Linked DNA regions of Homo sapiens: region 2 is linked to region 1. The links are chromatin contacts, found by Hi-C or POLR2A ChIA-PET in ENCODE. All regions are on one chromosome and are shown on one strand. Each heading gives the region's core, a stretch centred on a gene start or an enhancer-like site at or near the end of the contact. The rest is flanking DNA. Distances are from core to core; before and after follow the strand shown.

The links. Hi-C counts contacts between places; a loop is a spot of excess contacts on that map. ChIA-PET counts read pairs that join two places held with the same protein, here RNA polymerase II (POLR2A). Pooled maps may share reads with other maps.
Region 2: a loop to region 1 is called in a map of ovary, with 4 times the contacts of the local background. The contact joins the promoter of C4orf36 here to the enhancer-like site in region 1. A Hi-C loop is called at or near these places in 5 of 168 maps with a recorded cell type or tissue (IMR-90, MCF 10A, heart left ventricle and 2 more), 1 of 37 single-sample maps with no recorded cell type and 6 of 50 pooled maps. POLR2A ChIA-PET finds 5 or more read pairs at or near these places in 3 of 52 experiments (BJ, GM12878 and MCF 10A).

What each region holds. Positions count from the first base shown.
Region 1 is chr4:86,815,180-86,817,879 of GRCh38, forward strand. No RefSeq gene overlaps it. Among named protein-coding and RNA genes, the nearest start is that of SLC10A6, 33 kb to the right of the region's middle. Within about 2 kb of position 1,446, at least 5 of the 41 ENCODE cell types and tissues checked have a DNase peak (open chromatin) inside an H3K27ac peak, as active enhancers do; they include heart right ventricle and ovary, where a contact is called at or near this core.
Region 2 is chr4:86,891,117-86,893,816 of GRCh38, forward strand. It overlaps C4orf36 (chromosome 4 open reading frame 36), which reads right to left and starts at 1,306. Exons shown (of 5, transcript NM_144645.4): 1 at 1,067-1,306; 2 at 340-477. The coding sequence starts at 404. RefSeq lists silencers at 718-777, 988-1,527 and an enhancer at 1,048-1,703.

The sequences.
Region 1 (2,700 bases), core at 196-2,695:
GACATTTTCAGTGTGTTATTTTTCAACAACACCTAGGCCCCTGGGAAGACAAGGACCTCTAGACACCACTTTCCATCTCCCTAGTTGGCCTCAGTCATGACAGCCATGGAGAGTAGAGGTGTTGTCAGAGATCCTGATAGATCTTCACTAAATACTGATGTGGGGGTCATGTACTGGCTTAACAGTAGCTCAGAAATTCAGTCTTTCTTCCTTCTACCTCTTTGTGAATGTTGCCCACTTATTGAGCCCAATTTATATATAAATCAGAATATTTTCAAGTCCTAGCCACAGTACTCAACTGACCAAGGGCTAATCAAAGAAAACATATCAAACTACCTGGGGGGCGGGGGTATATTTGGTTCTGCAAACAGGAAGGAAAAGAGATTGACTTCAAAGCTGCTTTAGCTTAATGGTTCTCTGTTCTCAGTACTAAATTCATTTCACTAAATTCTAATTCTAACAGTATTTCTCCATTCAGCCACGACACTGTAACTGGATGGATGTTCTTGACCATGAGTTGTCCAGGTTCTTGGCATGTTGAACAAAGAATTGAACAAAATGCTCAGACAAAGCAGTGGAAGATTAAAGCATAGATGTTTTGAAGTGAAAGTACACTCCACAGAGTGGAAGTGGGCTTGAGCACATGGCTCAAGAGCCCTGATTATAATGTTCCTGGGCTTTTATTGAATTACAAGAGCATGGTAACACCCCTAAGTACCCTTTAGAGGCCTCTGATAGGTTACACCCTACACAAATGAAGAATTCAGCCCAGGACCAATCAGAGGCAGGATTCTGCCCAGAACCAATCAGAGGCATCCTGCCTGTGATGTATAAGCAAATGAAAGTTTCAGAATGGACCAATTACAGACATACCCATTTGTGACATAGGGGAGGGGAGGTTCAGAGAGGCATGGGCATTTGGCCCCTCATTACTTGGTCCTGGAAAGGTGGGGTTTTCCTCTTAGTCCAATTACAAGAAGGCCTTGGGCTTCCTGTCTCTAGACTCTTTTCTGCCTCAACACCATTCTAAGACCCAGGAAATTGCTTGGCTCATCCTCATAAGACTGCACCAGTTCTGAGCTAGTTGACTTGAATTTCCAAACTTAAGTGCAGCAATTTGCTGGGACCTATTCCCGAGAATCTGGGGCTATTTGAAGGCAGAAGACAGTATCAATAAACATAAAGCCCCACAGTAACTAGCTAAAGCCCCAGCAGATAAGAGGCTTGGGTCCTACCTCAGAATTGGCTCTGAATATGGCAAGAGAAGCTTTACCATTCCCACTTCAATCAGAAGAGTATTATAGATTGGGTTGTAGCCGGAGATTTCATTTGAAAAAAAGGTTTCTATTGCTTTAAATGACATTTGGAAATCTCTTTTCTGAAAGAGTTGGAATCATGAGGCCTTGTTTTCCTGCACTGGCATGTGAAACTAGGCCAGCAGAGCGCTGGGGGCCAGTACAGCTGGAGGTGATTAGCTCGCATCTGAAGTCAACATAGATGGGAGAGGGTGGAGCTGGAGGTTGCTTTTTCTGGAACGAATGTCACTAGGAAATGGAATGGGGGGAAGAAAATGCAGATTTAGCTTTATGACCTATGAATGGAAACTTCATGATGGTAAATATGTTACTGCCCTCAGCTGGGATCTGGCTGCACCAGCATGGAATGGTATGAGCCACTTGCAAGGGCCAGTCTGGTTAGAAAGCAAGGTGAGGCCACGCAGCTGGGGTGGCACATGGAAACACTCATCTCAAATTAATGAATAAGTACAATTCAGCTCTTAACACAGCTTGTATTAGCTAAGTGCTAGAAAATATAAACTGAAGATATGGAATGGCTTAAACGTAATAGTTTATTTCTAGTTTATCTAACAGTTCTGGAAAAGTGAACAGCTTGGCAATCAGATCTACTTGGCTCAGTTTTTAGCCCGGGCTGATGAAAGTACTGTAATCAACACATAGCTTCCAAGGTTGAGAATCGCCTCCATTCCCCACGAAGGATTGCCTATGGAGAGGTTTTACGAGCCAGGCTTACATGCAAAACACATTGCTGTCACTCATTCCATCAGCAAGAACTGGCCAAATGATTGCCAGTGACAACTCTATGCTATAGAAGGGGAAGCACATATTGTAGTAGAATATATTTACAAAACTGAACTCGTTATTATTCTAAAAGATTGAGTATCTTAGTGTAGTCCTGAGCATTGCAGAATTAGAAACAATTTTATCCCAAAATCAAAACTTCAGTGCATGTCATTAGTAGAGATAATTCTGAATTATTATGGCAAACAGGAAATAAACAGCTGTTGAGAAAAGATTCTTTTACATCAGTGGTCCCAGATAGCCTGCCAGATTTTTTGGTTTAAAAAGGACTAGTTATCTATATGTAATGTGATAATCCAATAAATTTAAAAAACAGCTTAATACACCTATCTTCCAGATACAGACACCTTGATAATGATAGGCTTTCCATTTTACATAATTCAGAAATATTCATAATTCAGAAACATTGTAATGGTAGAGATAAATGTAATAAATTATAGGCTGACCTGCATAATATTTTAAAGCCAATCGAAACTTTACTGTATCAATTTGGGATTATATTTGACTGCAAGTAAGCAAAAGCAACCAAACAGGCCTACAAGTTGTAAATCAATAAGTATGTGAGACATGTCTCAATTTAGAAGTTTATTTTGCCAAGGTG
Region 2 (2,700 bases), core at 56-2,555, 76 kb after region 1:
TTGTGGGTGGAAGCAGAAAATGCTGTCTTGGAACAAAAAGACTCCGAGTCTAGCCTTTGCATTTCCTTACTACAGGACTGTGACTTTGATCAAACTTCTCTGAACCTCAGTTTTCTCACTTGAAAGTGTTGTGTTGTAAAGACCAAGTAAGATAATTAACTTATAAAAGCAGTTGCCAAAAAAAAAAAAAAAAAAAATCAGATCCCAGACACCTCAAAATACTTCACATAGCCCAGTATCTCATGGGGAGCACAGAGTGTCCAGTCCTTTTATTTAACAAAGACACTCCCCACCGCAGTCAATGCTTACCCTGATTTAAAAAAAAAAAATAGTACTTACACATTATAACAACTGCCCCGCAAAATGGTTTTCACTGTGTTCTTTCTTGGCACTCCATACGCCATGGTGAGTTATTACGGTATGATTTCGTTACATAGGTGCCTGATGGAATGTCACAGATAACTCTGTTCACTTTACCTGAAATGATGGCAACGCACCTAATTAATGCCTCTCACGTGAATATTTTGTAGCCAAATAATAGAAAAAAATTCTGAATGTCAGAAAGTCCTTAATAAGTGTTCATTGAACTGGAACCCCAAGTGTAAAACCGTGTTCTCTTTCATTTTTCCATGAACTCATTTTTTCATTTTTTGCCACCGAATAAGGAGAAAATGCCAGGTAAGTTTCGTCATCCTGAGACAAAGTTTCGGTGTCGCACTCTCTGCCCTTGCCTGAGCCTGCCAAACCAGCTCCAACACCGCTGCGCCAAAATGTGTCTGATCGTGGCAGTGCTGAGCGACCAAAGGCTCTGCCTGCACAGGAACCACCCGCCCCGGCCCGGGCACTTTGAGCAGAGCAATCCTTCCCAGGTTTTCCCTCATTCAAAACACTCAGCACCACTCCCGCGTCCCCGCCCTTGCACGCCGATTCGGGGCGAGTCCCCTACCCTTCCCCGGACGGACGCGCAGGGCCCGGGAGGAACTGGTTCCCGGGACGGGTGGGGGCCTCGGCCGCCCACAGAGCCCGCGGAGAAGGGAACGGCCTCAGCCTCGGCTCCTTCCCACACCTGGGCCCCACCCTGCCTCCGACTCGCCAGGAATGCGCTGTGTGCGCGGGGCTTCCAGGGTGGCGGGTCCCCGCGAGCCGGCGCCGGCGGCCTGGTTACCCGGGCTCCAGGGGCTCGGAGGGTCGCGGCCGGGGTACTGAGGTAAGAGCGCGCTGCGCTAAGCGCACATGGCCGCGCACACGCCTCGGGGCCGCGCCGCAGGCACACGCCTCCTTCCCGCTCGCCGCGGGCGCCGAGTCTGGGGCTCCTCGCGTCACACGGGAGCCTCAACAAAGGGCTTTGTGGGGCCCTCCCCACCCGCCAGGGAGGGGACGCCGGGCCCGGGAGACGCGCCCCGCGGGGTCCGCTCTCTGGTAACCGGGCCGGGGCAGGCCGCGCTCTCGGAATCCAGCCAACCAGCCAGAGAGGGCTGTAAGCCAGACCTTTCCTGGGAAGGACGCTTTCCAATGTAGGGGGCTGCATCCAAGCGATCTGGACTTCGTTTGCGGGCGCCATTTAAAGAAATGTACCCAGTCCTGGCTGCTGACATCTGGGGAACCGAAGCCCTGTTGCCAGCGTTCTCACACTGCAGTGGGTGAAGGCAGTGAGCTCAAAGCCCACGTGTGATATTTTAGGTGTTCGTGTTCAGAGCAAGACAGCATCAATTTCTAAAGCCGTTATTACGCTGTGGTGATTTCGTATTTCTTCATTTGAATACATCAGATGGCCACCCCTTACGGTCAAATGAAACGAGCTTACATTTCCATTTTGAGTGAGGGTTTTGATGTCAGAACTGGTTTGGAATTCTAGCTCTGCCACTTAAGATTTAACCTTAAGATTTCGCATGTCACTGCTCTAAGCATCAATTTCTTCATCTATAAAACAAGGATAATGCTCTATGTCTTAGAGGGTTGTTCTGAGGATGAAAGATCCTGCCCTGAGATTCTCCGCCACGTGATAAATGCCTAATTGATTGTGAGCCTAAAAACAACTTTATGAAATAGGTAAGAGCGATACTACTCATTTCAATTGTGGAGCCGACGAATGAGTTCAGGGTGGTTAAAGGGCTGCCCAGAGTCACATGGCAAGTTCCAAAGCCAACTTTTAAAGATAAACACAGATGGGCCAGGCACGGTGGATGGGCCGGGCGCGTGTCTCACGCCTGTAATCCCAGCAATTTGGGAGGCCGAGAGGGGCAGATCACGAGGTCAAGGGGTTCGAGACCAGCCTGGCCAACCGACATGGTGAAACCCTGTCTCTACTAAAATGCAAAAATTAGCTGGGCGAGGTGGCGCGCGCCTGTCGTCCCAGCTATTCAGGAGGCTCAGACAGGAGAATTGCTTGAACCCGGGAGGCAGAGGTTGCAGTGAGCCGAGATGGCGCCACTGCATTCCAGCCTGGGCAACAGAGACTCCATCTCAAAAAAAAAAAAAAGATAAAACACAGTAACCTTTCCATCTGACAAGCAACTTCTGATCCTTCTGATTAGAGTAGGCTCGCAGGGCTGACCCATCTTTCAAAGGTGCTTTTGTGCCTCCCAGAAACTGGAAGGTGAGGACTGTCACTCGCTCTTCAGCATTTCTGCTCTACCACCAATGAAAAGTGAGCACCGAGGAGTGACAGTGGGTGTTTTCTTTCCACAAAGAATGTTGAAA